Linked DNA regions of Homo sapiens: region 1 is linked to region 2. The links are chromatin loops, found by intact Hi-C in ENCODE. Cell type or tissue: MCF 10A. All regions are shown on one strand. Links, peaks and the distances in the headings refer to the core of each region. The heading gives the core; the rest is flanking DNA.

Evidence for each region. A loop is a pair of places that touch in the nucleus more often than their neighbours do. Peaks named below come from ENCODE experiments on the same cell type or tissue, not always from the same donor. Only the 100,000 strongest peaks of a DNase experiment are listed, where the experiment ranks them.
Region 1: a loop joins it to region 2, with 2.9 times the contacts of the local background. A loop is called at or near these places in 1 of 110 quality-filtered maps.

What each region holds. Positions count from the first base shown.
Region 1 is chr6:140,772,297-140,789,107 of GRCh38, forward strand. LOC105378027 (a long non-coding RNA gene) reads left to right here. Exons shown (of 8, transcript XR_001744387.3): 7 at 12,338-12,495; 8 at 12,924-13,139. Among named protein-coding and RNA genes, the nearest start is that of MIR4465, 97 kb to the left of the region's middle. In MCF 10A, for the core only: no CTCF peak of the experiment used is centred there; a DNase peak (open chromatin) is centred at 8,125.
Region 2 is chr6:140,466,697-140,483,507 of GRCh38, forward strand. No RefSeq gene overlaps it. Among named protein-coding and RNA genes, the nearest start is that of MIR4465, 210 kb to the right of the region's middle. In MCF 10A, for the core only: no CTCF peak of the experiment used is centred there; no DNase peak of the experiment used is centred there.

The DNA.
Region 1 (16,811 bases), core at 4,463-12,462, 310 kb after region 2:
CATAGATCTAAACCATATCAGGTAGTATTTTAAGTAATGCAAAATATAAAATTATTTTTTATCTCAGACTTTTTGGACAAAGACAACTTGGTCATAAAATACATTATAGAAAAATTGCATATCTGAATGATAATACTAAGAATTGAGAAAATACTTGATTCACTCTTATGAAAAAGTTTGTTTCCTTAATGAGTGGATGGCTAAATTGATACAGAATTCAGCTGCTCAGAAATTTACACATTCGTTTCTATATTAAGCAGACCACATTCTTATTTTTGTTTAAAATAGACAAGAGACTTTATTGTATAAAATCCCCCCTATACAAACCAAGATTCATAGGCTCTTCAGAGACTCCTGCAGTATGTTCGTTCATTAACAATATAAGGACAGGAGGACTCTATCTGATGAGAAAGCATTAGCAAGATTTGATTTGGAATGTAATACAATCCCAGCAGCTGAATATGAGTTACTTTAAAATAGTTCCTATTAAAGAAACTACGTGTTCTTTAGAACCAAGATAACATCTTGTGTTATCTTTACAGTGAAAAAATGACAATTCCCAGGGACATCTTTATTGCAGCAGTAGGCTGCTACATTCATTCTTCAAGAAAGCCATTTTAACATATGCAACTAACTTATTCCAAAATCAACAGCAAAAAAAAGTTAACGTAATTGTTATTTTTTCAACTTCATAAATTACAAAACCATAGGCAAAAAAAAGAATTGAACAAGGGTAAGATAACCAATCAAATAATGTTAACCTAGTCAGAGTTGTTCTCCACATTTTAGTGTCATTTATGATAGTCAACAGAATCAACTATTGTAATTATTAACTTCTTTGGTGTACTTAAAATCCTTTAGGCAATGGAGATCACCCTTTTATGGAAATAATTTATTTTAAAACTTCCTCTTTATAGTTCCATGTATTTTTTCCAAATTTACTTTGTTTTGTCAGCTAAAATCCAAATGAACAGAAATAGAAGTACTTTTCATCAAAATAAACAATTATATATATCTGGGAAATCTTTATCCTATAAAGTTAGAATAAAGACTCTTGAGAGTCATTGTAAAATATAGTACATTTTTAGCCAATAAAGAGATTAAAAAAGAGGAAAATAGTACTGCTCTCACTGATCCTAGAGGGTAGGCATGGGTGGAAATGAGTCAGAGCCACTGAGGTGCAGTCAGTAATTGTTTGCTCTCCACTCTACTGATGTGAACTAATTCATTATTTTTTTATTCTGAACTTATATGTTTCCTTTGTAGTCATGCTGTGCCTATAATTTATTAGTTCTTTCCCTTTAAATTTTATTTGTACCCTGGGAAAATTGGAAGTAGAAAGTCTGAACAAAAAGTACCAATCTTCTTTGACATGCTCTTAATAGCAATAATCACCACAACAACCTCAAACAAGGAAGGTTTTTCCCCCATAAAGGCAAAGATACCAACAATATGTTTTCTTTTATATTGTGCACCTTCAAGGTAATCAACAGAAATAAAACAAATGCATTCATTTTCCTGGTTATATTTCCCAAGGCAAGTTTATTATTACATCTCAATAGCTATAAATTATCCATGTAAAACCAAATATAGATATTATTATGCACCAGGGTGCCTTTATATGAGTATTATAAGTGATTTGATTATAGGATCTTACACCTAAATATTTCTGAAGCAACCATAGTAAAAGAGTTCCTTTCAATACCATGATACTCAACAGAAATTAGACAGTTAAAGGAACATTGTAAAACATGGATTTTGGTGCAAGCTGTTTATCAGGCACACTTTGAGGACGATGAAAGCCCCAGTTAAGTGTATTTGTCTGCATACTGTAAAACACTTAAGATCAAATTCAGGATTGGGTGAGCTATCCACAATTACTGGCGTCAGCAGTTTAAATATAGTTCTTGCTGAGAACACCTTCATGATAACTGTTCCAAACCCATGCATTTTGCCAGGTAGAGGCAATAATTGGTAACTGTCAATGCTACCTACAAACACCATGTTCCTCCAAAAATAACCCGGAATGATTAGCTCTCAGCAATTGGCTGCACTTTTGCTGACTTCTTCTGAGTGGTTTTTCACACACAGTCATAGATAAACCCACTGTAACCTAACACAGCTGATGACTCATTTCATGGCTTTCTGCTTGTCTCTTTCAAAGCTGTATGTTGTTTCTGTTTTAGAAAGAACAAGCATCTATTTTTAAAGGAAGGGTGGGTTTGCTTTATTATTATTCAGAAAAGGACCAATCTGGCATCCTATCATCTTATCCTGTGACATGTAGAACATTCCTGGGTTTTGTTCCATAAATATAGAAAAGTTTTATTTAAAGGAACAATGTCAAAATGACCTTCAAGCCTATCTATAGACTTTTGTGTGCTGCTAGAGTAAATGCAGAATTCAAATTGAGTTTTCCTGCAAAATGCATTTTGGAAGGAGACATTTCTAGAGATTACAGATGGTTCAAAAGCAATTTAATGCTGGGTACACTTGGGGTGCTATCTGATTCATGAATAATGAGGACACTCACTTGTTCACTGGATATATGGTATTCAAACAGAATTCAATGAATATTTCTTATGAAGAAGGTGTCAGCTGGAGTAGTTATGTATGGGGGATTTGCCATAAAAAGGTTCAAAGTTTGAGTTAATGTGAAATAAGGTTAATTTTCATTTATTTTAAAAAAGGATATATTATTTTGCTCAAGAATGTGGTAAGAAATGAACACTTGCCAATGTCAAAAAGTGAGTATTCATAAAATATGTTAAGTAAAATATTAGTCTTTACTGTAGTCCTGTAGAAATAATTTTTTTCTGCTCCATATTTTACCAAAACAACACAAGCTTTCATTTTTTAATTCAATGGCCACATATACAATTGCCCACAAATAGAAAAGTTGAACAAGATTATGTCAGTTAATCATCAGGCAAGTTAGTGACCAAACCATTCCCGCCCTTTGCTCTCAAGCCTATAATCTAAATCAGAGGTTTTCCTGACTGCATGTTAATGTCATAAAACCAGTTGTAGTCTTCTTACTCCACACACGTGTGTGCACAAATCTGAATGCATTCATTTTTGTTGTTTGTTTTTGTGTCCTGTTTGATCCACATTGAAGACATGTCATTTTGTTTTAGTGTCTCTTTGTTTAATTTGTTCGTTTTATATTTGATTGTGTCTTTGATATGCCTGTAAAGTAAATGGTTATTTGCAAATAATAAATAACCATATTATAAATATTTTATATTGTGTCTCTTGCTGCTATTATTAAGTACTTATTCCTTAATGTAAAAACTTCAAAGGAAATCTGGACCACTGAAGTTACAGGCATAGGTCCAGTTTCCATCAAAATAGAATGCCTCTAACATATATTCTACCAATCTGATTTCTTAGCTATTATAATTTTATAGTAGAAATAAATCCTTCCCTTCAAAAATATTACTTTTTCAATGAGGACTTACCACTTACAATTTTACGTAAATTGCAATTCTTCTGCCAGTTCCCTTCATTCTCTTTATCTTGCTTTATTTTTGTAGCACTTATTTCTTTCATAAATATTATGTAATTTGCATATAATTATGTTTATGATCTATCTCCTCTAATTAGAATATAAGTTTCATGAAGGCAGTGTCTTTTGTCTGCTAACAGAATAGTTTCTGAAAAACAGAAGGTGATTTTAAATACTTGCTGAATGAATGAAAGAGTACTCACTAGGGTTCTGAGATGAAATGTTTTATCTGTAAGTCTTGCCATATAAGTTTATATGACATCTATCTTTTGCCCTTTTATTAAAAAAAGAAAATCTTAAATAAGATTTCTTTTTAGAGATACTGGATCTTTTTGGAATTTTATGAAATACTATTACAGATTTATAAAACTATAGTGTTTTGGTTTAGATATTAAGAATAGTTTTCTGGCCAGAGGACTCATTTTTTAGATACTACTTGTAAAGCATATGTAATACAAATTTGTTGTATTTTTAAAACATAGATTTCCTCTTAGACACTTTGAAAACCTTAAAGACTTCATACATGCCACATCAATCTTGCCAATACTGTGAATCTCTGGTAAATAACTGTGACACACAATATAAAATGTTTATAATCTGGTCATTTATTATTTGCAAGTAACCAATTACTTAATAGGAATATTAAAGAAACAAATATAAAACCAACAAATTAAACAAATAGACATAGAAACAAAAGAAAATATCTTCAATGTGGATCAAACAGGACACAAAAACAAATTTGATTTTGAGACGGAGTCTTGCTCTGTCCCTCAGGCTGGATTGCAGTGGTGCAATCTCGGCTCACTGCAAGATTGCAGTGAGCTTGCAGTGAGCCGAGATCGTGCCACTGTACTCCGCCTCCCAGGTTTCACGCCATTCTCCTGCCTCAGCCTCCTGAGTAGCTGGGACTACAGGCGCCCGCCACCACGCCTGGCTAATTTTTTGTATTTTCAGTAGAGATGGGGTTTCACCGTGTTAGCCAGGATGGTCTTGATCTCCTGACCTCGTGATCCACCTGCCTCAGACTCCCAAAGTGCTGGGATTACAGGCGTGAGCCACCGCGCCCGGCCAAGATGATATTATACATTAATAAAAATTCCAAAATAACTTTCCCCTTAAAGAAAAATAAATTTTATATTAAAAAGGACGTGATTGCTGAGTAGATGCATTATATAAGAGGGAGAAGAAGGATCTGGAGCCAGATAAATAAAAAACACAAAGCTATAATTTGTGTAACATGAAAACTAGCCTAATATGGCATGAAGAATTCCAATCAGTGGTAGCTTAGGCCCAGGGACACAGAGAGAAACAAGGAGCTATGAGGAATCTTTTTGGGGTGATGTAAAAGTTCTATTACCTTATTTTTTAGTGCTATTTTTGTGAGTTCCTATACCTGTCAAAATTCAAAAAGTTGTACACTGTAAAGAGATGTAATTATTGTACATAAATTATTCCTAAGCAACTTGATGAGCAAAACCAAAAGTATCTAAAGATTTGTTAGACAAATAAAAGTTATAAGAACTAATCCCTAAAGAGCCATACTAAAGGGCATACTAAAAAATATTCAAGCATAAAGAAAATTATCTCTGTTGGAAAATCAGAGGAATAAAGAGCAAATCTAAATCAATATTGACTGTATAAGCAATGATTATGGCTTGTTTCTTTTAAAGTATATACCAAATTAAATATAGGAGTTCAAAGGCATACGATTTGTGAGAAAGTGACTTGATTTAAATTGTTCTAAGTTGCTTACATTGCCCAGGAATAAGCCAGAAGTACACATGAATAGTATACATAGGTCATTTTAAAATGTATGTTGTAATCTCTCGGCTAAGCACTAACACTATAATGAAAGAGTAAAAAATTCTGAAAATAATAGAGGAGGAAATATAGTTAAATACATACACATACAAACACATATGCACACATGACTGTCCCAAAGAATAAATTAAATACACACACATGCACACATAATTGTCCTAAAGATAAAGGAACGAGGGGGAAAAAAAAAAAACAGAGCAGGGGGACAAATAAAGAGCAAATAGCAAGATGGTAGATTTAAACTCAAACGTGTACATAATTACATTCATTTCAACTCAGCTATTGTGCAAATTAAAAGACAATGGCTATTAGAGTGTGTGCACAAGTATACACTCACACAAACACAAATACGCTGACATATATATAAAAAGAAACATGATAATGATAAAATATTAATTTCACCAAGAACATGTAAACATCCCAAGGTCTATAAGCCTATAACATATTCTCCAATAGAAATAAAACAAATATTTACAAAACTGAAGGGCAAATATACGGTGATAGTGAGAGATTTTAATAAACTTCTCCCTGTGACTGATAGACAAAAAAATCAACAAAAATATAGAAAATTTCATATAATTAGCAAATTTGACTTACTTGATAAACGTGAAACATTGTAAATATACACAAAGCAAGTTGCTCAATAGTTTCAATTGCACGTGTAACTTTTTAAAAAATTGACTGTATCCTTCACCACAAAGCAAGCCTCAATTAATTATAAAAAGTAAAATTATTACAATATGTTTTATGAGTACAATAACTCAAACTATAAATCAAAAAAGATAACTAAAAAAATCATAATTTGGAAATTAAGAAATGTACTTCTACATAAGCCATAGATCAAAATGAAATCAAAATGGGAATAATAATAGTTTAGATTAATCATGATAAATTATTACACATCAGAAGTTATGAGATATAGAGAAGCTATACTTACAGGAAAATTTATGGCTTTAATGCTTATTTAAGAAAACAAGAAAAGCTAACTCAATGACTTAACTTCTTAAATTAGAAAAACATCGCAAAATTAAATGCCAAAATATACAAGAAGGGAAAGATAAAATTAAGCGTATAAATTAGTAAATAGAAAATGGTTGTAAAATAGAGTCAATAGAGTAAAAATGTGGTTCTTTAATGATTTTGTCTGATGAAAGTGATCAAGAAATGAGAGAAGGTACAAAAAATCAGTGTCAGTAATACAAAAAGAGGATGTTACCACAGATCTTGAAGATACTAAATATTCTAAAATGTTAATACATAAGGGATGTTCACATAAAATTGAAAGATTCAAAATTTTAAAGCTGTCAAATATCCCCAAATTTAAATGAGCTAAATGCAATTCCACTCAAAATTTCATTTTTTTAAGAATTTCACAATGTTATTAAGAAACTATAAATAATCAAGAAGAATCAACTCATTCTTGAAGGAGAAGATCATGGTGGAAAATGTTGCTTTCCTGGATATGAAAGCTCATCATAAAGCTATATTAAATAAAATAGCATGGCATTGACTCAGGATATATAGGATATATATAAAAAGACCAATGGACCAGGATAGATCAGAAATAGACTTGAGAATATTCTGATTAGTTTATTTACTAAACATATGGCAATGTATTGAAGTGGCATAAGGATAAAGATAAAGGATAATATTTTCAATAAATAATATTGTATCAATTGTTTAACCGTGGAAGAAAATAACGTAAATTTACTTTTTCTTATCACATAAACAAAAACTTTTCTAAATGGATTTTTACATAAATATAAAAGAGAAAACGACACATCTTTTAGACAATAATATAAGAAAAAATCATTATACTCAAGGTAAAAATGTATTAAACATAGTATGACTATGCAATTCAACGTTCTATCTGGAACAAGTTTTGACAGAGAAAGGGAGGAGCTATTAACAAATATGCTGAGGCATGAACCAAGAATGTGTCATGCAAACAGGATAAGTGCATTGCCACATAAACAGGACAAAGAAAGAATTAGTAATAAAGAAAAAATTAAAACATTGATTTCTCTTTTAACTAATAATACATAAATTAAGAATCTCAAAATGCAAAACAAGGTACATAATGGGAAAATATATTCATATCCTGCTTTTACAATAAATTTCAACTAAGACAAAATTATCCAAGCAAATGGAAAAATGTCAAGGGAGTTGAACAGAAACATTGTTGGTGGGGATATCCAATGGTCAATAAACAAGTTAAAAGCTCTACTTTATTAGTGGAGCAAGACGGCAGAATAGAAGGCTCCACCAGTCGTTCCCCACAACAACCCCCTGGGCAAGGACAACAACGTAACAACTATCTACACACACATACACACATGCGCGCGCACACACACACACAAAGCACCTTCATAAAAACCAAAATCAGGTGAGCACTCAATCAGGTGAGCTGGTTTTAACTTCATATCGCTGAAAGAAGCACTGAAGAGGCAGAAAAAAGTCTTGAATTATGATCATCCCCCCATTCCCCATCCCCTGTCAGCCACAGTATGGTGCAAGGGGCGCGTTTCTGTGCACTAGGGAGAGACAGAGCACAGCAATCAGTGCTGTCCTGTTAGAGCAGAAAGGAAACCCAGAGCAAACTCAGCTGACACTCACCCACAGAGGTAGCATTTTAGCCAGCCCTAGCCAGAGGGGAGTCTTCCATCCCAGTAGTCTGAACTCCAGTTTCCACAAGCCTCGCCACTGCAGGCTAAAGTGCTCCGGGGTTCTAAATAATCTTGAAAGGCAGCCTAAGCCACACAGACTGCAATTCCTAGGTGAGTCCTAGTGCTGAACTGGGCTCAGAGCCAGGGGACTGGGTGAGTAGGGCCAACTACCTACTGAGACATCAGTTGAGCCAGCTAAGGGAGTGCTGGCTTGACCCCTCCCCTAACCCCAGGTTGCACAGCTCCTGGCTCCAAAAGGGACCCCTTTGTTTAACTTGAGGAGAGGAGAGGGAAGAGTGGGAAGGACTCTGTCTTGCGTCGTGGATACCAGCTCAGCCACAGCAGGATATAACACAAGTCAAAGTCATGAGGCCCCCATTCCAGTCCCTAGCTCCCAATGAACATTTCTAGACACACCCTGAGCCAGAAGGGAGCCCACTGCCTTCAAGGGAAGGATGCAGTTCTGGCAGGATTCAGCATCTGCTAACTGAAGAGCCCAGCAGTGACACCCAGGTACTACATTGAGGGCCTTGTTTGAGACTCTGAGACTTGCTGGTTTCAAGTGAGACTCAGCATATTCCCAGCTATGAAAGCTATGGGGCAAGACTTCTTCTGCTTATGAAAAGCAAAGGGAAAAGTAAAGGGGACTTTGCCTTTCTGCTTAGGTACTAGCTCAGCCACAGAGAGGTAGAGTACCAAGTAGGCCCCTGGAGTCCCTGCCTCTAGGACTTGGCTCTTGGACGGCATTTCTGGACCTGCCTTGGGCCAGAGCAGAGCTCACAGCCCTGAAGGGTGAATCCCAAGCCAGGCAGCATTCACTCCAAGCCAACTGAAAAGCCCTTGGGCCTTAAGGGAACATGGGCAGTAGTCTGGCAGTTGTCCCCATGGGCCTGTGGTGGTGGAGGCCACAAGGTGAGGCTCCTCTGTCTTTGGAAAGGGAAGGGAAGAGTGGGAAAAACTCAAAACAAAATGCTTTTAACTTGCTCATATGTCATTACTATTTTCTATCAATATTTCAAGTAAATAGGACTCTGGGATCTATGTATTTATAGAGTGTTGATTTTAACCACTAATTAAATATGTTTATTAAAACCTACTTGAATATTAACCTAGGCACTATTATTTTGAATGGGGATTCAAATGGCATTATTTTATAGCAACTCATTAAATATTTTAATATTATATAAAATTTTAAATACTTTTTAAAAACAGCATTAAGGCCTGAGATGATAAAAGCTATTTAACAATTTGATATGATTCTACAATAAATATTGAAAGCCTTGTTGATTAGAGAGTAGTACATGAACAAAAAAGAAATGAACTACCTATGCATGACTAGTAATTTATTATACTTTGACCTACCTAGTCATCTCACATTTGTTTGTTAATAGTTATTGAATCCAAGATAAGATTATAATTGGCTTAGGACAAACCTGAGACAGGTGTCCTTTGTAAAGATTTTTGGCTCCCAAGAAAAAAAGTCCCAGGCAAGTCAAATCAGCAAATTATAATTCTACAGTTTAAGAATAATGGGGATATTTCCAAAAGAACTGAGAGTTTTTAAATAAGTCAAAGTCATTCTGACCATAATTATATGACATCTCAAGGTCATCAAATATGACCTATAATGGAGATAATCAACCTATTTAGAATCTATGACATAGGTCCCCATGTGCAAATTCAGTGATTAAAAAACTTGCCATGTATCTACACTCATGTAAGCTAAATGGCAGACTTCTTCACATGGAAAGGTTAAAATGTAAGATTAATGCTACACAGTAGCTGATCTTGAGGCACCTTAGGGACATGTGACGTGGAGAAGAAATTCAAGAATAGATAGAAAACTGTCAGTAGCATTAGTGCTGAGTTGAATCTCTAGATCCAGGGTTCAGGCTGCCTTATTTCTTTAAGTTATCCTTTCTCATTAGGTGATTGAGTTTGATGTTTCATATTCTAGACCAGAAAATATCTGCATATCTAGAAATTAGTCTATGCTTATCAATAGTTTTAGAATAGCTTTGGATATTTTGTCCAAATTTCTTTTCTTTTCTTTCCTTTCTTAGAGACAGAGTCTCATTCTGTTGCCCAGGTTGAAGTGCAGTCGCATGATAATACTTCACTGCAGCCTTGAACTCCTGGACTCAAGTGATCCTCCCACCTCAATCTCCTGAGTAGCTAGGAATACAATTGGCATAAGTGCCACCATGCTTGGTTATTTTTATTTATATATTTTTTATTTTTGTAGAGATAGTCTCTCACTATGTTGCCCAGACTGGTCTGGAACTCCTGGCCTCAAGCAATCCTCCTACCTCGGCTTCCCAAAGTGCTAGGATTACACATATGAGCCACCTTGCTCAGTCCAAATTTCTTCAGTTTCAAGGATGTACAAGGATAACCCTCCAATACATTAGTCTCTTTTATTTTAAAAAGTAGTATTTAGAGTATATTTATTTAATGTAGAATCAAAGGGAGAGTATAGAAACATAACTTGGATGTCTATGAACAAAGATGATTCTTTTTAGGGACAAAATTGTATGGTGTATAATGAGTTGAATTTTTCATGGAAGTTTTATGCGCTAACTCACATATTGGGATTATGGTAACTATACACACACTTAGTCAAGCCAATATTAGTCTTTTAAAAGGCATTTTAAGGACATTGAATTATCTCATTTTTTGAAAAAAGTATTTTATTATAGCAAGAACACAACATGAGATATGCTCTCTTAAACTTTTAAGTGTACAAAGCAACACTGTTAACTACAGGGGCAGTGTTATACAGCATATCTCTAGAACTTACTCATCTCTCATTACTGTAACTTTGCCTGTTGATTAGCAGCTCCAAATCCTTCCTGCTTCTGCCCCTGGCAGTCACCATTCTGCTCTTTGATTGTATACTTTGGCTATTTTAGGTATGTGAAAATTAAGGACAGATCCTATGCTGACCTGATAAACAAAGATAGCTCTTTCGAGCTCAATGTACATTGAGTGTAACAAGAGGGAAGGAGGGAGGAAACCACTGCCCATTTGGGATTCCTTCAAATTCACATCTCTCCAAAATGGTAAATTCTGTCTTTATTTAAATGACCAAACTTTCTGATTGTCAGCTCTGTATTTTCATTTTGTAATATTACTATGGCAGAGGCATTAAAAATATGGAAATGTTCTCCATTGAGTAGAATTAGTTACCAAAAATGATGACTAATAATTATCAGCCTCCCAAAAGACATGAACAGATACTTCTCAAAAGAAGACATTTATGCAACCAACAAACATATCGAAAAAAACTCAACATCACTGATCATTAGAGAAATGCAAATCAAAACCACAATGAGATACCATCTCACACCAGTCACAATGGCATTTGTTACAAAGTTGAGAAACAACAGATGATGGCAAGGCTGCAGAGAAATAGGAATGTTTTTACACTGTTGGTGGGAATGTAAATTAGTTCAACCCTTTTGGGAGACAGTATGGTGATTCTTCAAATACCTAGAACTAGAAATACCATTCGATCCAGCAATTCCATTACTGGATATATACCCAAAGGAACATAAATCATTCTATTATGAGGATACATGCACATGTGTGCTCATTGCAGCACTATTCACAATAGGAAAGACATGGAATCAACCCAAATGCCCATCAATGACAGATTGGGTAAAGAAAATGTGATACATATACTCCATGAAATACTATGCAACCATAAAAAGGAACGAGACCATGTCCTTTGCAGGGACATGTACGGAACTGGAAGCCATTATCCTTAGCAAACTAATGCAAGAACAGAAAATCAAACACGACATGTTCTCACTTATAAGTGGGAGCTGAACAATGAGACCACATGGACACAGGAAGGGGAACAACACACACTGGGGCTTGTCAGGGGGTGGAGAAGGAGCATGGGAGAGCATCAGGAATAATAGCTAATGCCTGATGGTTTTACTATCTAGGTGATGGGTTGACAGGTGCAGTAAACCACCCTGGCACACGTTTATCTATGTAACAAACCTATACATCCTGCACATGTATCCTGGAGCTAAAATAAAATAAAATAAAATATTATCAGCACCCAACAAAATTATGACTGATTCCTTCTATATTCTGTGGCCTTGTCCCAAATGAAAAGTAGGGGAAATTAACCTTTGACCTCTCTGGCCTCTTCTCTGTGCTCTTATTTCCTTCTCTAGTGATACTTCCCTATTCCTTAGGCACCCAGTGATTTTATAATCCTTTCCTTCCCCTCTTTATCTATTAACCTCTGTTCTCAAGAAAAGACCCAAATTGAATTTATACTACATTCCGAGAGACTAATTTAAACATTTTGTGTTATCTTTCCCAGGGAGACTTGTATTTTCTGACATTCAACTTAATCGAAGAATAAAGCTTTAACAGTGGCATCAGTGACATGATGAATGATGCATCATTTTGAAGTAATAATGGTTTTCCCAGTGACTCAGAAATAGCAGTATGTTCAGATTCAGTGTGCCTGTTCATGAGGTGAGCACTCCATAAGCCATGCAAAACTGTTGTATGGGAAAAGACAAGGGGGAAGGCAGGAAGTAAAGGTCAAAGAATGCACACAGATTGTGACAGAAACATGTATATTAAGAGACTTGTAACACAATGGGAAACAGGTTTAATTCAATCTTGGAATGTTTCCCTTCTACATGAATATTAAGAATAGTATATCATAAATCAAACTCCAATATTTATAATTGTCAAGTCATAACTCAATCACCTCTCTCTTTCACAATATATCTCCTTTTAAAAAATAAAGTTTTGTTTTCAATTTCTTAAAATACTACTGGAATGGAATTTCCCAAAGGATTACTATTTAAAATCTAAACTTCCTGGTTGGTGTGTTCTCATGATTTTAGAGCAAGTCTAAAAAAATCTAACCTTCCCTGTTTTCACACAATTTGCAGAGCTCTGCAGAAATTGCACATCTGGCTCTTTGCCTGTGCACCTGAAGTTATCTCAGGAGAAATTATACAAATTAAATACAGACACAGAGAAGGTCTTTTTTAATTCAAAGGAAAAGAATATATATTCAAGAAAAGCAAAAAAGGTAAGAGAAAAGGTAAGGGACTGTAGTGATATTAAGCTAGGAAACTAACAAAATGATGACAATATAAAATAAATGATGTGAAAAGAACAACAAAAACAATATAAAGTAGAAATGAAAATATATTGTGTTGGCTCAGGAAAATATTTAAATTACTTTCTTTCTTCTATTCCATAGGTGGAAGTTGGGCCTTTGGTCATTAATTCTCTCTCTCTCTCTTGCTAATTTTTGCAAATAGGGAGAACTTGGAACATCTGCCAAAATTTTTATTTTGTGCTTTATTTTGGCTACCTGTTTATTCCATAGAACTATGACTTGTCCTGGTGATTCAGGCTTACTCCTTAATTTCTGAACTGATTGCCAGAGAGTCAGGGATATACACATACATTATATATACACACACACACACACACACACACACACACACACACACACACATATATATATACACACACATACATATATATATATACACACACATACATATACATATATGGGAGATTATATCTATATCTATATCTATGTCTATCCCTCCCATGTTATTTCCTGCTTTTCTACTACTTGTTCCACTTTCCCCAGGTCTTTTGAAACTAAAAATAAAATTATCACCTCACTGTAAGTATCATGTCTTCTGCTTCAGGGGTTGCACACTGCTTCAAGGTAGTAATTGTTAATTATTCAAGACTGACTTCTTGTAAAGTAATCTTCTAGAAAGACAGCTGGACTTTTAAGACTTCATGAACTCTAAAGATATGGCAGGCCAGGATCCAAGGCCAAAGGTATAATACCTCCAAAAGCTACGGTTATGAGTCTTGGAAGTCAGCCCTTGGTTGTATCAGAGGAAATACAGTTCTCTCTAACCATGAATGCTGAAGAGGAAGAATCAAGCTGGAGGCTAGGATTATGCCATATCATACTGCTTTTGGATCTCAGCACACAGGATGCCAGGGGAGGGTAATGTTCTTACCATGAAGCTTGTCATCAGAGGTCCAAAAGAAGAGAGCCACAAAATGTGTACTGTTCAATGTTGTGTGCACATCTAGCATGAAACATCTTTTGCATCAGTGACCAATCTGAGTACTTACATCTTAACTCTAAGGCACACACTAAAATACATAATGCCTGGTTGTTCCTAGATACTTACTTGGTATAAAATTTAATTTTTTCTAAAAATGATCTTATATGGTAGCTTTTTTTTTTGAGACGGAGTTTCGCTCTTGTTGCCCAGGCTGGAGGGCAATGGCATGACCTCAGCTCACTGCAACCTCCATCTCCCGGGTTCAAGCAATTCTCCTGCTTCAGCCTCCAGAGTAGCTGGGATCACAGGCGCCCATCACCATGCCCAGCTAATTTTTTGTATTTTTAGTAGAGACAGGGTTTCCCCATGTTGGCCAGGCTGGTCTTGAACTCCTGACCTCAGGTGATCCACCTGCCTCTGCCTCCCAAAGTTCTGGGATTACAGGCGTGAGCCACCACGCCCGGTCATATGTAGCTCTTTACTGTCTTTACAGCATGATAGCTGCTTAATACATATTCAATATTCATTGAATTATAACATTCACTGAATTGCAATATTTTTTCTCATTGTTCACTCTGTTTTCCGATTTTTCACATACCCATCCACATCCCCAATGCTCACAACTAGCCGCAACATGAATACTTTAAATCAATGAAGTCCCTGAAATAAAAAATTATGAATAATCATTATTTTTGTCGTTTTTGTCATTGTTTACATCTAGTGAGACAGAATTCTTTATTACCAAATTCTGTTCACGTTATAGCCACTTCCTTCTCTGAAACTTCATTATCACCATTATAGCTTCTGGTATGATCAGCTAATCTCACCATTACAAAAGTCACTTACCTGATCCTCCTGAAAAGTGTCTTGACCTAACCCTAATACAAAGCATTAATTTTTTAAGTTTTCTTTTATGGGAAATTATTTACATTTAATTATAACACACATATAGTAAAATGTACATATCATCAATACACACTTCCACGAAGTTTAACAAAATGAATTAATACATATAACCACCATAGATCAAATAAAATATTTAAACTTTCAGATAGCCATACTAATGGCCTAAATGCAAATCTCTCTGCATAGTATTTCAAAAACTGTAGAGATGAACCGCAAGAACAAAATGAACACACATTCTACATCTTCAGCATAGCTAAAAGATAGAAAACACTGAGAATTTAAGAATTAATTTAAATAGAAAAAATAAACAGTTTCCAGTAGAGCTTTTCCTTGCACTCTTACCACAAGCATTTGATCAGTGTTCAGAGTAATATTTATATCCATGTTTATATCAGTAAAAATATAAAAGAATGATAATAAATGAACCACAAGTCTAACTCAAAAAGCAAGACAAAGAAAATGATATAAGTATAAAGAAATCATAAATAAGGAAACAAGAAAAACACAAATGATTATACCAATCGATAAACCCAAATTTTAAAAAGCCAATTTAATCAAGAATAAAAGATAGAAACACACAATATAAAAGAAGAAAAGAAAGGATGGGAGAAATATAATAATATAGATTCTTTACTTTTAAATATGCTTAAACAACTAAATACAGTCAATTATTTCTTTGGAAAATGCAGTTTATCAAACTTGATTTTATGAAAGAAAGAAAACTTGCACATGCCAATTTTGGCTAAAGAAATAAATCACTGTGCAGAAACTATAGTACATCTCCTCAGTGGGGAACCACACAGATGTAGAAACCATGAGGAAGATCTTCATGAACTGAAGTAGAGTGAGTTCATAAAAAGCAAAAAGTATATCTAGTTTTCTAACTTTTAGGTAAGAATAAAGCAGAAATATAAAAATACAAACGTAACTATTATGCAAAGAGAAACATAGGAAGCATAGATTAGAAATCAGTAGATCAATGGATGGGAATGAGGTTGAAGGAATCAAGAGAGTAACTACAGAGTTTGGTTTTTTTTTCAGTGTGGCTTTAAATTTTTGAACCATGTTAATGTTTTACAAAAAATAAAAATCAAATGAAAAGAAAAATTTCTATCATAGAATATGAACGGGGCTAAACAAATATGTTTATCCTTGATTCTGTTAATGTCATGTATCGTGTTTATTGATTTGCATATGTTGAATCCTCCTTGCATCACTGGGATGAATTTCACTTGATCCTGATGAATGACCTTTTTAATGTATTGTTGAATTAGGTTTGCCAGTATTTTGTTGAGGATTTCTGCATCTATGTTTATCAGTAATACTGGTCTGTAATTTACTTTTTTTTTCGTCTTTGACTCTGATGAAGATCTGTTTGTGTTTTTAAATATTATAATAGCATAACTTTGTCTCTTCATTCAAATACTTACGCTTTATGTTTATTTTTCTTATCTTCTTTAACTGTTTGAAATTTTTAGTACAGTTTCGAATAGAAGTGTGAATTGAAGGCATCCTTGTCTTTCTCAGTTACAAAGGGAATTCTCTCGACATTTCACAATTAAATATACAGATGTTCGTCATCTTATGATGGGGTTATATCCTGATAAACTTATCATAAGTTGAAAATACTGTAAGTCAAAAATGCATTTGTTACACATGACCTGATAAATATCATAACTTAGCTTAGCCTACCTTCAGTGTGCCCAGAACACTTATATTAACTCACACTTGGGCAAAATCATCTAAAGAAAAGCCTATTTTATAATAAAGTGTTAAATGTTTTATGTATTTACCGAATAATGTACTAAAAATTGAAAAATAGAA
Region 2 (16,811 bases), core at 4,980-12,979:
ACAGGCTTTTTTTGACAGTGTCTTACCTGGTATCCCTGTTAAACTACTCGGTGGTATGCCTCTATTAGTATTACATATAGCTGTGAGCCTCCACTACTTGCTAACTAATTACTCAATTGTTTTGTCAAGTCTTTGTGCATAAGTTGTCTCACTGTATAATCCAATTAAACTACTGCCCCTCTGCTGAGATAGTCTTAGAGGCCCATCTCTGAAACTTGCTCTAATCCCAGGAGAACTCTTTTAACAGCTACATTTTTTGGTTCTCTGAAACTTCTAGTTGGTCTATCCAATTTGCTTGCTTCTATCATGGTGCTTCCTACGTGCTGTTGCATGTTCGTTTGTTGCATCCTCTTAATTGCTCACCACCAAAGTCTCCATTTTATTTTGACAATACTGATAGGCTTAAACTAGCCCACTTTAATTACCAAATAAAGTCAGTCCCCTTAGGGAAAATTATGGATCTCTCTGTTCTTATAGCTAGCTTCTCCCATTGCAAAAAGAAAAACAAGTATCTCTGCAACACTCCACCACTGCTTGGGGCAGGGACAGAGGCCTGTTTTTTTCAGAATGATGTTTCTGTTCTATGAGGGTAGTGCTGGAGTTGGGCTGGGGCAGTAACCACAGGTCTTCTCCACTTGCCAATTTTGGGGAAAGTAAAATTTTGAGGCCAATAAAATGTCTATTTTTACTAATACTTTCTAATTTACTTTTGTTGCAACCAAAAACATACTTTCTATTATTCAAATTATTTAAATTTATTGGAATTTGATTTATGACCAGAAAATGACTGGTTTGGGTAAATATTACATTCACAAGGAAAAGGATGTGTATTTTGCTATTTGAGGGTGGATGCCATATAAATGTCAATTAAGTCTGCCCTTTGATAGTGCTTTCTAGGTGTTTCTTTTCTACATTAATTTTATTCTGTGTGCTTTATTAGTTCCTGAGAGAGGTATATTAAAATCTTAACTATAATTATGTATTTGTCTACTTATCCTTTGATTTCTATCAGTTTTCTTTGCATGTATTTTTAAATACATGTGTTTAAAAAAGCATGCTGATTTGGTTTAAGTTTTCTTGATTAAAAAAAATCAAGAAAACATTATTATGAAATTTCCCTTTTTCTCCTCCCTGAAAATATTACAGTTTCCAAAATACTGTTTGTCTGACATTAGTATAGCCACTCTAGTTTTATTTTTTTATTATATCTTTTAAATTATTTTCACTTTAATACCTTATATCATGATATTTAAATTATGATTGTTTCAGGCAGTTTAGAGTTGGGTCATGCATTTTTATGTCTGCCTTAAACATTTTTATGTTTATGACAATGTCTGCCTATCATTTGCGGTATTTAGACCGTTTATATTTAATATAATTGTAAGGTTGACATTTTCAGAATTAAATCTAATATCTTTATGTCTGCTTATTTAGTTATATTTTCTTCTTTCTTTGCTTTTTTTGGATTTACTGAATGTTTTAAATTTTCAGTTTCTTGTTTGTATTGCATTATTAATTATGCCTATCTTAGTTTGTAATGATTATTCTACGGTTTACAAAGAGCATTTTAAAATTATCACTATCTTCAAATATTACATATATTTACTTATAGTATAAGATACATAATAGTATAGTATCATTTTCTCCTCATATTATGTTTTATTGTTTCTATATATGTAAATTGCTGTTTCTATAAATTTAAATTCTATATACGAAAATAGAGTACTGGAATCAATTATATGTTACTTCACAACTTGTTATTATAGTTTGCATTAAATAATTAATTCTAATTTAATTTTAAAAGGCTGAAAAATATCTTTTATATACATCCCAATATTTACCTTTTTAACTCACTTAATTTTGTATGTGGATTGAAATTTTCTTCTGGGATTTTCTTTTGCCTGAATAATTTGTATAAATATTTCTTGCAATGCAGGTATAGTTTTAATGGGTAACATATATTGCTATTTTCCAGGGAAAAAAATGTTCTTATTTTAAAAATATAGTTTCATTGAGTACATTATCCTAAGGTGAAAGTGCTCATTCCCCTGTTTCACCTAATAAGGAGATCATATGGTTTAGATAGTACAAGTGTAAAATGTTGGAGATTTCTTAGCATAAGTTGACTCCATCACTGGTTTCCTGAGGATATAGAGGACAACAGTCCTATAGAGCAGACCAGACCCACAGTAAACTTTCTGTAAACAAGAAATTAGCTTCTCTTGTATTGAGTTCCTGAGATTTGGTGATGACTATTAACCATGGTATAATCTAACTGCATACTGACTGTTACCAAAAGTGTTACTATTAAAAGGAAACCTTTAGTACTTTGTGATTATTCAAGATAAATCATATTACATCTAGAATCTAGATTAAAGTCATAAAAAAGTAAATTACTATAAACTTATTTCACGCTTTGATAACACTTTAAATTTAGGGTTTTTTTTTGCCATTTTTCAATGTTTATATGTTTTCATGAGGATTCAAGAAAAAAAAGAATGACTATATGTATTTAAGTTCTTTTCATGTCATTATCTTAGCAGCATCCAAAATGTTAAATTGAATTTGTGAATTATATTGTCATAAATTTATTATAAGAGAGACAACTTCTGACCTTTTTCCAGTGGTTTAGTTATATAATATGCCAGATACTTGGAAGAAGGCAACTGGTTGCCTAAGTAAAATATCTTGATGGGTTGGAAATCAGGGGCTTCAACATGGGAGGAAGAGTTATTGCTATTTTTTTTTAAGAGATGTTCCTTTCTGCAGTTTCATCCAAAATGGAGAAATTTGTCTTTAGGATAAAGAAATAATCTGAATGTATCTAACTCTCCCAAAAAGGAATACATTCAGTATCAAAATGCAAAGTAACTATCTTAATGAGTGACAGGTTAGCAGAAAACAGAGCACTTGAATCAATTATATGTGACTGGAGGTGAGAGTGCTAATGGCAGGACTGAACCATTGTGGAGCCATTTAAATAAAACTCTTCATAGTTGCCCTATAGTTTCATTTGTAATAAGTTCACACATGTAGCAACATTGGCTTAGTTAGTTAGGGTAGGTCTTCTCAAATCTGTCTGTACATTACTGTCTTCTCCAGAGAGTTAGTTATGCTGTTTTTTGTTTTTGTTTTTGTTTTTTGTTTTTTTGTTTTTGTTTTTTTTTGAGATGAAGTTTCACTCTTGTTGCCCAGGGTGGAGTGCGATGGCACAATCTCAGTTGACTGCTACCTCTACCTCCCAGGTTCAAGCAATTCTCCCACCTCAGCCTCCTGAGTAGCTGGGGTTACAGGCGTGTGCCACCACGCCTGGCTAATTTTGTATTTTTAGTAGAGACAGGGTTTCTCCATGTTGGTCAGGCTGGTCTCCAACTCCCGAACTCAGGTGATCCGCCTGCCTTGGCCTCCCAAAGTGCTGGGATTACAGGCATGAGCCACTGTGCCTGGCCTATTCTTTTAAATAAATGGAAATGTTCAAACCACTCACAGAAATTCTAATTCCGCAAACTTACTGAGCATTTGACTTTTTAAAGTTTTCACTGCTGATTTTCATAAACATATAAGTCCTGCTGGAAATTGTTTTTGGTGTTCTTCATGTGTTATAAGGCATATTCTTGGTTTTTTAGAACTGGAATAAGCCAAGCACATGATTTGCTAAAAGAAACTTAAGAGATGAGTTTACTCTTATCTTTCCCTGGACATATTTCTAAAACATACTCAGAAAGAGAAAAATAAAAAAGATGAAATACAAAGAGATATAAGAAAATATTTTAAAAGACTATATATATAGTCTATCTATCTATCATCTATCTATCTATCTATAATCTATCTATAATCTATCTGTCTGTCTATTTATCTATCTATCTATCTATCTATCTATCTATCTATCTATCTATCTACCCATCTGTCTATCTGAAGTCAAATCAGAGTTTAATTTTTGGGGGAACATCTTCTGGAAAATGGCAGAAGTGGTAAATAGTTCAGTTAGAAAGGCATCCTTGCATCTCTCCAGCCACAAAACTTGATCCACAAAGAATGATGATCATTGCATTATATTTTCCATCTATCATACTTTAAAATTAACTTTTATTCTTTAGTTTTGTCTATTATTTCTCATATATCCAAGCTAATTTCTCTGTTGCTCTGCAATAATTTTGTATACTTACAGAACAACTTTATATTTAACACCTCCAAAAAAATGACTTAAATAATGTAATTTTTAAATGGTATATTTTATTTGGCTCCATAAAAACTTTATAAAATAAGTAAAATTTATGAAATAAAAGAAAAAACTAAATTTTAAAATCTCTTTCACAATAGGCAATTAGGATAGCACTTGTTATCAATTGGTTAATGATTTGATCAATATATTTTAATTACCCAGTATTGTCACTGTAAGAAGATAGAAACTCCATTTGATAAAACGTGGGTGTCAAGAATAATTTGGGTTACTTGAATTCTGAAAATAATTCTTCCTGTATATGAACAATGCACTTGTTTAAACATTGAAGTTCCTTGGAGTCACTGAAAATCACTAATACAATGGAAATTAATTCTGTGGAATATTTTAAATTGGCCATGAGGGACATTGTATTGAAGAGCATACACCCTTTAAACAATAATTCTGGCTAAGGGAAATAAGCTATTCATTGTAATTTTTAAAATGTATTCATTTAGTATAACATTTTTCACCTTAATAAGTACTGAAAATCATATATTAATTATGTAGGTGTTTACAGTTCTTACTTTAAAGACATATTTAATTTCCTTATACAACCTTTATGATTAAACTACTTAGATTCAATTGAAAAGACATTCATACAACCATTAAAAGGCATACAAATATTAAATACTGTCTTAACCCCTTCTACCCTACTTTCCAAGATTTATGAGCAGGGCTTATTTTCTACCAGCGACAATCTACATAAATCAAAATCTACCCATGCTATTTAACCAGAGGGTCACCTTCATTTCTAACTGTGGACCCTCCTAAGTACTAGTGTACCCACTCATACACAATAACAACGTATTTATTATTTTCCTCAAATAAATTCAACGATATTGCTTGGCACTTTCAGAAGTCTTTTTAAAAAAAAAACACCAAACAAACAAACAAAAAAAAAATAAAAGCAGCTTCTAGATTTCCCTCTTGTAATTATTCTAATTTCAAGGCCATATATATACACAAAGATTTTGTATTTCATAGTGTGAACCCCATAAATATTTCAACAAAATTTGTGCCTGAGAAGTCAGCATAGAATCTGTAATAGTTATGTTAAATTTTATGGAAAGCAAATCAGTAATTTCATAAATAACTATTTTATGACTTATGATGTGCTTTCATCATAAGAGTATTTTTCTATAGGTATCAATAATATAACCATAGAATAATCTAAATTAATTAGACTCATTTATAATAAACCATTTTAATTTTCGGATGTTGGAGGGAAGAAGTAATTGCAGATTCTGTTTTTAAACCACATGATTTTATACTAACACTATCTTTGTCAAATGGAGTAGTCTATCCTTTCAGCCCAAAATATAAGCTTATACTAATTTTTCTTTGTGTATTCACTTCTATGTTTCACCTTAAGTAAGCTTGACTACAGGTGGATAAAAGTGAGCAGGAAGTTTTTACTTGTGATTCTCAAATTTTATTTCAAATCTCTGAATTTATTAGTAAGAATTTTTTAGATATGTGTAATGTTCAAGATTGTTTTTATTTTAAAACTGTCTCAGTCATTATTTAAAATGTTGATTCATGTTATTCAAATGCTAAATATAATATTCCAGCCTTTTTATGAGCTATTCAAAAGATATACTTCTGCTAGGAATGGAAACCATTCACAGCTTAGTTTTACTCCCCTATCTTCTTGGTTACCATACTTAAACTCCTCAGAAGTAAGTATCATCACTTAAAGGTAATACAAATGTATGGTAACCCTTTAAGCCACACTTAGCTAATAGATTGTATTTTTTTACAAGCCAATTTGTGTTTATCCTAAGATAATGTACTTACTTGAAAACATAATTGTTCACTGGTAGATTTGCTAACTATAAAATGTGTGTGTACATTTTTAAGCTAAATATAATAAATGGATTTGATAGGTATATGAAAATACAATAAAATAAATTAGGATCAACAGAGAGCTTTTAACTAGTATATATTTCAACCATTCAAGTTTCAATTTGTTAAATTTTTATAGGCACATTCCAATATTACATATAATATTAGAAGCTATGATTAGAAACAAGACTGGGGGACTAGATGAATCATAGGGTTGCTAATAGGATATTAAGTCTTTTACATCTACATAGTCATTTGGTTGAAATCTAGCCAGCATTAATAGAAAAGCATATTATAATCTGCCAAATTAAATGAGTATGTTATGAGGCCCCGTTCTGTTGAATAAAGGGCTACAGTTCTTTATGCTGACCAATGCAATCATCATAACATCAAAGATAGTTCATTTTATACTCACTCATGACTATCAATAATTGCTCTCTGAAAAATCAATAACGGTCCTTAATTAGTATCTAGTGTGAGGACGTTTTATGTGATGTAAATATCAGGGTAGAAGGAGTTAGACATTTAAATATCCTGTATCATAAGAATATTTTCAGAGACACATATTTTCTTTAAATGTCCTAACTACAATATGATAACAGAGCTAAAGCTCAAAATATAGTAAATAAAAAAGCATCAAAGAGAGAAGTGAAGTTATTAATCAAGTTAGATGTCTCTTTAACATATTTCATGGTCTTAAATATAAAAAGTGACAACTTAATAGTCACTAGATCTGAAGCTAGTTCTGTGAGATAAAGGAAGTAACCTATACTAGAGTAACAATTGTACATGTTCATAAAAATTTATGGTTACAATTTAGAGATTTGCTGTAATTTTTTAATATAAAGCATGATTATAAAATTATTTTGATTTTATTTCAGATTGCTAAATTTGTTTACCCATCCAGTCTTATGTCTGTGAGAGAGTTGTTTTAACATGCTCTTGGCATAAAGTATAAAATATGTTGAAAGATAAGCACTTTTTAATGTACTTCTAGGCATTAAGAACATGAACATTTCTCTAATTCATTAATTTGCTAGCAATTCTCTTCTGATGAAGAAATTTGCCAGTGGCTGTGACCTTAGCTCATAACCGAAGTAATGTGATGGATTTCCATGAGCCATACACGGAAATTAGCTCCATTAATTCATAGTGGTTGTTTTCCAATTTGTTTTATACCCCAAAATACCTGGAAAATTTAAAATCATTCATTGACAATAGTTGTTCAATAGGCAATAATTCTCAGATGGAGGTGGGGTTGTGGCACATATCAAAATTTATTGAAAATGGGCATGTGATTATCTCACACATCACTTCACCTTAAGGTATCACTATTTCTAGAACACGTCTTACATGGCTGGAACAGGAGCAAGAAAGAGAGATGGGGGAGGTGCTACACACTTTTAAACAACCAGATCTCATGAGAACTCACACTCACTGTCATGATAACAGCACCAAGGTGATGGTGCTACACCATTCATGAAGAATCCACCCCCACGACCCAATCACCTCCCACTAGGCCCCATCTCCAACACTGGGGATTACAATTCCATGTGGGGTGGGTGAGGACAAAGATCCAAACCCTGTCACCTATTCATCCAAATCTGAAAACAGTAGATCTAGAATATGTTCAGAATTGGCATTACTCTGATGCAGGTGGGAGTTTAAGGACCACATGGCACTTGGAATTTAGGGACCATTCCAATAAATTATGAAAACACAATGTATTTTATTTACTTAGAGATGTGAGGAGGTAAGAGTAAGACACAATTCTTGCTCTTAAGAGTCATATATGGAAACTCATTAAAATAAAATGTAAGAAGGTATATACAATTGCTATACAAAAGGGGAGGAATGAAACTTCATTTATTTTGTTGTAGAGGTGTCAGAAGTCTCCTAAATAAGTGTCACATGATGTGAATCCAGTTGATAAACAGGAGTCAGCGAAACAGAGTGAAGGGTAGGATATGGAGTCATTGCAATTAAGGAAGCGACGTGAGAAAAAGTACAGAGACTTTTGTAAAATAGGTAACACGTATTAGTTTTCTATTTCCTGTAACAAATTAGCAAAAATAAGTGACTTATAACAACATAAATCTATTATCTCATGGTTTCCATGGGTTAGGAGGTTGGCATAGTACAGCTGAGAACTCTGCTTTTGGGCACTGCAAGGATTCAATATAAGTGTTGACTGACATGCATTCCTTTCTGAAGCTGGGAGTCCTTTTCCAAGCTCACACGGTTGTTGGCAGAATTCATTTCCTTGCAGTTGTAAGATTAAGGTCGCTGTTTTCTTACTGAAGATCTCCATTCCTTGTCATTTGAACCTTTCACAAGCCCTCTCTTAACAAGATGGCAGCTTACTCCTTCAAAGCCCATAGGAGAATCTCTTACTTGAGATAGATAATCTTGAGAATAACTGTGTCATCATATTCACAATAGAACGTAACCTAATTAGGAGAATGGTATCCCAACACCTCTGGCATATTTTCTTGGCTCTGCCCACACTCCGGGGGAGGGAATTGTACAAAGGCATGACTCATTAGGGTTCATCTTAGAATGCTGCCTACCACAGAGCATCCAGGCATAGTAAGAAAAATAGCCATAGGTTTCATACCACAGGCTTCTGTTTGAAGGATGAATCCTTTATATAGAGGCAAATGTAAAGCAAAATAGAGCAGGAAATATTCTAGGACATTTTGATGCATAAAGGAAGAAGTTTATCTATATTATCGTAATATTTAGGCATGAAATATTGCTTACAGTACTTACTGGCATTCTGAATAAGAAACTAAGTTAATTGTATTCCTCTACCCCAAGGAAGCACAGTGACTGGTTATTTGAATGTTTTTTGTAACATGTATTGTAAATGTTTCATTTCTTTTGAATACTCAAATCACTAAAAATAAATAATATCACTCATCAATTAAATATGATTGTTCCATACCATGCTTGGCACTGTACTTAATCTAAGCTTATTATATTGACATTTTTCACATAGATGTACTATTAGCATTTACATTTGCTGAGAGAATATGGAAAACATTTATGTTGTTTGCTGCAAAATCATTAGTGCAATGCAGTGTAGATCGAAGGGGAGTGTTCAACAAAATGGATGTAAATAATTCAAAATGAACTTAATCAGAAAGAATGTCATTTTTTAAACAATAGTTTTTCATCGATGTTCTAATAAGCTATTAATAGCAAAACCTTTAAGCAACAGAATAGAATTTTACTAAAGAAGAACTATCACTTGGACAGTAGCCAGACTTAGAGAAAAAAAACCCCTAGTATTTACTAGGTAAAAATGGGGAGAAGGTTTACCATCAATAACTCTAATGTCCAGCCTGTTCCAGAGTTGCTCTACTGAATTATATATGTATATTATAAAATAAAACTCTGAACTTTGATTTCTAGTTTCTAGGCTATTTCTTTTTCTCAACTATAACAGATAATTACTCATCTTTTCACTAGGGTTGATTTTGAAGAAACTTCCAGGAATCATTTAAAAATAGAAGAATCTAGATTCTGTAGACTTTTATATGTGTATATTGAAAATGTTTAAAGGCTGTATATACTGTGCTGTGAATATGTTATATTTTCCTGTAGAAATAATACTCATTGATGGCTCTTTTAGGCCCTACTAGTTGGAACATTGGCTACTGAGGTTAAGTTCAACACTCTGCTTCTTTTAAAAAATATATTTGGAAATGGATATAAGGAATAAATCACTTTACAAAAAAACACTCCTAACCTGCAATGTGAAGCACGGGTTTTACTTAATTGAAACCTTACAATCCCCCTATGCTATGAGACTTTTATCACTCTTCTGCACTGATGAAGAGCCTGAAGCGCAGATCTGCCATTTTGTCTATTGCAAAATAAGAACTTCAATCTAGGTCCATTTGACTTGAGAGCCTATGCCAAGTGCTTCCAAAACCCCTTTCATTGGCTGAATAATTGCTCGGAATGAATTTTCAGAGTACCAAGATATTGACACTTCAGCCCTAGAGCTGCCAGAAAGGGTTTGTGGTCTCTGAAGCCCTTGAGCTTGTTGCTTCTGGGCCAATGCAAATGGTGTGGAGAAATCTTGTCATTTTATAACACATTAAAATTTAGTTAAGGACAGTGCCAAGCTCAGAGAACACTATTGTGAGTTGCACAGATCTGACATTGGACATTTGGAATTTAGATTCTAGTAGGAAAAGACATCACCTTCAAAAAGTAAACAAAAAATTCATCAGAAATGTACCAAAAATAGGTTGAACATGCAAGCTCAAATAAGAAGAAAGTACAATAAATTACATGATACATGAATGGTGTGAATAACATCATGAATGGTGTGAAATTACATGAATGATGTATGTCTTCATCTGCTTTACAGAGACTAGTCAGTGAAGGCTTTTTTTGAGAAGGTGCTGTTTGAACTGATAGGAGAAAAGCATGAAGGATCTAGTTATTTGAAAAATCTGAGGGAAGAGTGTGCTAATCCAATCGAATTATCAAGGGCAAAAACAAGCAGCGCACCATGTTGTTTGAAATTCGAGTATCCTGTTTTATAAATTGCATTAAGCTAATATATCCTAAAAATGCCTTTAAAATCAAAACTAGGTGCTTAACCCAGGAAAACCAAATGCCCCTTTTTATTATTTATAAAGTAATGAATAATTTTGATGATTATTCCTGGTTACTGTGAGGTATTAGAGTATTCCATTCTGCAGGGTAGATTTGAACACATTGCTCTAAATTTGTCTCTGTTGGTATATCTTGTAACGGCTGAAGGTATTCAGTAGCCCCTGGATAGATATGCTTTATTGAAATTGGTTGATTAATAAAAATAGACAAACTTAATATCACTGTAACTTTTGAGGAATGAAAATTTATTGTTTTGGCCAATTATATTATTTAGTAAGTTCTCTCTACCATCTGGTACTAACATAGTGGCATTTCTGGAGGATTCATTACGGCTTTGTTAGTTTTTCTGGTTCTATGCACTTGAACTCTTGTAGCCAGAGATTATTTAACTGAGATTGTCAAGGCATGTCAGAAAAAATATTATACTTCAGGTTAAATTGGAATTTCAGATAAACAAATAATTATTGTCTAATATAAGCATGTCCCAAATTGCATATGACATACTTATGCTGCAGAATATTAATTGTTCTTGTATAACAAAAGAAAATTATTAGTACATTTTAATTTTAAGACATGCATAGTAAAAGGACGCTTTGGGGATTTGTGATACATAATAATTACATTTGAAAAAGATGTCATGGAGAAAGTATAAATGTTATAGAAGACAACGTCAATTAAGGCTTTTCTCTCAGAAAACTTAATTTTTTTCTATTTATCTAAGAGTTAAAATTTTAATTAAATTGCTTTTCTATGATGTTTAAATCATTCTTATGTGTGTCTGTGTGTGGTAGCTCACACCTGTAATCCCAGAACTTTGGGAGGCTGAGGTGGGAGGATCACTTGAGGTCAGGAGTTTGAGACCAGCCTGGCCAACATAGCAAAAACCTGTCTCTAGTAAAAATACAAAAATTAGCTGAGCATGGTGATGCACACCTGTAATCCCAGCTACTCAGAAGGCTGAGACAGAAGAATCACTTGAACCTGGGAGGCAGAGGTTGCAGTGAGCCGAGATCGCACCACTGCACTCCACCCTGGGTGACAGATCGAGACTCTGTCTCAAAACAAACAAACAAACAAACAATCATTCCCATGTGTGATTAGGTTAAAATGACCACGACATATAGGAATGTTTAGCAACGTGAAAGGAAGATATATACAATGCGTTACTTATTCAATTTTGGTTATTATCATTTTCTACATCAAAGTGTAGCAACACATATTTACCAATTTGCTAAGGCTGCCATAATGCAGTACTGCAAATGCAAACTGAGTGGCATAAACAATAAAAATGTATTGTCTCATATTTCTGGAGCCTAGAAGTCCAAGCATAAGGTGACGGCAGGGCTGGTTCCTTTTGATGGCTGTGAGGGAGAATCTGTTCTTTGCCTCTCCCCTGGCTTCTGGTGGTTTGCTGGTAATCTCTGGCATTCCTTGGCTTGCAGGAACATCACCATGATCTCTGCATTCATCTTCACATGATATTTTCTTAGTGGGTGTGTCTGTGTTACAAATTTCCCTTCTGTAAGGACACTAGTCATATAAGCTGCTCACCCTGCTCCAGTATGACCTCAGCTTAACTAATCGTATCTGCAATGACCCTATGTCCAAATAAGGTAACATTCCGAGGTACTGTGGTTAGAACTTCAAAATATTTATTTGGGATTGGGATAAGGCATTCATGGGTGTTCAACCCATAACAACATGGCAGAAAAAAATGGACATGAAATTTCAAAATACCTAAGACCCTATCTTTAAATTTGGTTCTTTACTACCTGCACTCCGTTTGGAAAATCTCTTAATTTCTTTTTCTCAGCTACATGATCTGTAAAATGGAGCTAATAATTTTAGCTTTGTTTACTTTGCAGGGATTTTGTGTTAACTCAAAAGAAATTGTGATTTTTTTTTACATGTACTACCAAGTAAAATATAAATCAGCCATTTAGGATAAATTTGGAGCTAAATAAACTATTAGTCAAAAGATAACTGGTGAAAGCACACCATTAATTTTTAGTGTTTGAAATAAAACGTAGAAAATAACTTTGGAGCCACTCTCAACTACTTCTCTGCATTTTATCAATCCAGTCAACAGAGAGACCTAATAGTGTCAGTTCAGCCCCTTTTCTCTGCCAGTATAACCACTCGCTTGTTCTATCAAATTTATCTCTTAATAGGTTTTTAAATCTGCATTATTAATCCTTTGTACCTGTCCTCATTCTTTTTTCAGTATAATATTCTTAAGAACAATATGTGAACTTGGCCTTAGTTGTGCAAAGAAGAAAGTCCAGGAGGACCTCACCTTAACTAATTGTATCTACCATGACCCTATTTCCCACTTTCAAGAATTCTCCTTGATGTGCTTACAATCTATTGGTGAACACAGCAGACAAAACAGAAAAGAAATAGAAACCTTATTAATAATGTCTATTAGTTTTCATATTCTGATTTTAAATAATGAAGAATAATATCAGGAGAAAAAAACAAAATTAGGAGCCAATATTATTTGTGAATGAGATGCAGCAGAAAAAACGACAGCAAATTAATCCACCAGATTAATCTCTTATGGCCATAATAATTTATTCCAATAATTCAACGATGGTTCATAATAAACATATTTATATATTTCATTACTTTAACTTTTTAAATGAAAATTACTTAAATGATTATATTGAAGATACCAAAATACTAAATTCAGCACTATTTCTTATTGAAAAACAACCTTCTGTGAGCTAGATATATGATGAAAATATTTTTATATAAAATGCAGGTACCTGACACTATCAGCAACATCATTTCTTATTCAGCAATTTTGAAATTCAAAGGCACAGAAAAGAGTATTATAAATTGCAAGAGTATGGCAAGCTACATTTGTATATACTTTTAGATTCACTATCTTTGAATATTTTACTACTTTTGTTTCATCTTTCTTTTTTCCTTTCAACTATTTGAGAGATATTTGACAGACGGGATACTAACTTATTCCTAAACACTTTATTACATGTTGCTTAAGTGATAGCATTCTCCTGCATAGCCTTAATACAATGGTTATGCTCAGAAAATTTAGCAGTAAAAACACTATCTACAATAGACCCCATATTTAAATATTCTCATTTATCTCAATGGACTTTTTCCCAGTCTTTGATTGTATGTTGTATTTAACTGATGTGCTGCGCTAGTGTCCATCATAATAGAGCATTTTCCCCGTTGATGTTGTTGTCAATGACATTGAGTTTTTAGCAAAAATCAGATAAGTTCTAGGACTTATCTCTTAATCTGAATTTGTCTGGCTAGTTTCAGGTTAAAATTTTTGGCAGGAATTCTACTTAGATTATGTCTGTTGCATTGTCATGTTCAGGGTTTCACACTTGGAGACTTCAGAATATCACTGTGTTTCATTTTGTTAATATGTTTGGTCATTGTATTAGTTTTCTATTGCTGTGCAACAAATTATCAAAATATTAGTACCTTAAAACAATACAAATTTGTCTCACAATTTCTGAGAATCTGAAGTCTGACACATTTTAACTGGGCTCTCTGCTCAGGATCTCACATGGCTGAAATCAAAGCATCTGTCTGATGCATCTGGAGGCTTGGACTAGGGAAAAGTCAGCTTCCTCTTTCAACTTGGCAGAATCATCTTCTTGCAGCTGTATTACCACAGTCCCCATTTGCTTGCTAACTCTTGGCCAGATCACCGTCAGCTTCTAGATACTGCCCATAATTCCTTGCCACGTGGCTTCCATGGGCAATGCAGATGGATAGCTGCTGCTTCTCTCTCAGGCAAGCAGGAGCAAGTTTCTCTGTTTCCTCCCTCACCAAAAAGCCAGAGAAAACACTGTACTTTGAAAATCCTCACTTGATTAAGACAGGACAAATCAGGATAATTTCCTTTTTGCTATATAACATAACATAGTCATGGGAGTGATGTTTCATTATATTCACAGGTACTACTCACATGCAATGGGATGTTACTTTACAAGTGGGAAGTTACTTTACAGACCTTTTATGCCAGAAAGTGACAACAATCAGATTTTACATTGTTTAAAAAAAGTGTGAGGGCAGGGGTGGGGGGCAGGTAGGGGTTGGGGGTTGGGGATGACTTAGAATTACTTGGTCTTTGAAGGTCTTAAGGATTTACATAAAGCATTATTTCACCTTTGTCTTTTGTATGGGTAGTTATTTGATACATTCTGTTTCTTCCAAGGAAATTGATTCCTTTAAGTGCTCAATCAGTTCTCCTGGGGTCAAGTATAATTGAAAAATATTTTAATTAAATATTTTCATTAAAAACATTTTATAAAATAAAATGTTATTAAAATGTTTATATAAAATATTTTGTATAAGCCTTAAAATGTGTCTGGGCCGGGTGCAGTGGCTCATGCCTGTAATCCCAGCACTTTGGGAGGCCATGGCGGGCAGATCACCTGAGGTCCCCTGACCAGGTTCGAGACCAGCCTGGCCAACATGGTGAAACCCCATCTCTACTAAAAATGAAAAAATTAGCTGGGCATGGTGGCACATGCCTGTAATCCCAGCTACTTGGGAGGCAGAGGCAGGAGAATCACTTGAACCCAAGAGGTGGAGGCTGCAGTGAGCACAGATGGCGCCACTACACTTCAGCCTGGGTGACAGAGCGAGACTCTGTCTCAAAAAAAAAAAAAAAAGTGTCTAAAATTTTGCAAAATATCCTTTATAATTCTATTGTTGCTTTGTTTTAATAACCTCCCTTTGTCATTTCTGATTTTGTATATGTATGTTCTGTATTTTTTAAATTATGTTATCTAGTTACTTTGTTAAAAGTACAGCACGTTTATTCACTAATTACTCTTATATTTCTGTTTGCCTTTAACCTCTTAAATTGCTAATTTTGTCATTATAGTGTCCTTCCTGGAGTGTTAGATGACCTCTTTAGATTTTATACTGGTTTTAAGAAAAAGAATAGCAGTAATATTTTCCTGTGTGTTCTTTAAACAAAAAGTTCTCCTTGATCATATCAATTAAGTGCTGATCTGCTTTGTGTCACCTCTGTCTTTGAAACTAATACTTCACTTTTAAAATCTGCTTTTAAAAATTATATTTTATTCTTATAATTGTATAATCTTATATTTTTATATATTGCCTTGGTGAGCATATTTGAATTGCTTGTTTCTTACTTTTTATTCTTTGAATGAACCTCAGTATTCAAAAATGATCTTTTAATATAATAGTTTTACAAATACTTTGTCTTTATTTTCATAGACAAGTGAGAATGACTTATATTTTTCTTATTATCTTTGTCTTATTTTAAACTAAAGAACATATTTACCTTAAGAAATTAGTTGAAGATGATGACATTTTTCTTCTTTGTTTAAAGGTATTTTCTACAACCTGATGATTTTGTTTTCTTTTTTTACAAGTTAGAAAGAAATGACCTATAAGCCAATCCTTGGATGTTCTTTAGTTTCTTGTTGCTGTTAGCACTTTTACCTATTTTGTTCACAATTTTTACTGTCCTATTTAAGTTGTCTCATTGATATGTCAATTTTTGTCATTGTCTTTTTTTTTTTTTTTTTTGAGACTGTCTTGTTCTATTGCTCAAGCTAGAGTGTAGTGACGTGAACATAGTTCACTGCATCCTTGACCTCCCGGGCTCAAAGGACCCTCTCACCTCAGCCTCCTGAGTAGCTGGAACTATAGGCCCATGCCACCACACTTGGCTAATATTTTTTAGAAATGATGTCTCGCTATGTTGCCTAAGCTGGTCTCCAACTCCTGGGCTCAAGCAACTCTCCCTCCTCGGCTTCCCAAACTGGTGGGATTACAGGTGTCAGCCACCTCGCCCAGCCAGTAATTGTCATTTTAAAATAAAATTACCTATTTAAACATGATTTCAGAAGTCTTCACATATATACACATATTGTATTTATATAAATTATCTTTTTAAAAATTTCTACTAATATTATTGAAATTTGCTGATTGTTCAATTAGTACTGAAAGTAGAAAAACTAACATTATTTCTTTTAACAATTAAATTTTGTATTGATCTAGTAATTATGCTTTAACTTTTCATTATTTTCTACTTTATTCATTGGTTAACTTGTTCTTATGCTGAAAACAAAATGCAAATCTTCAA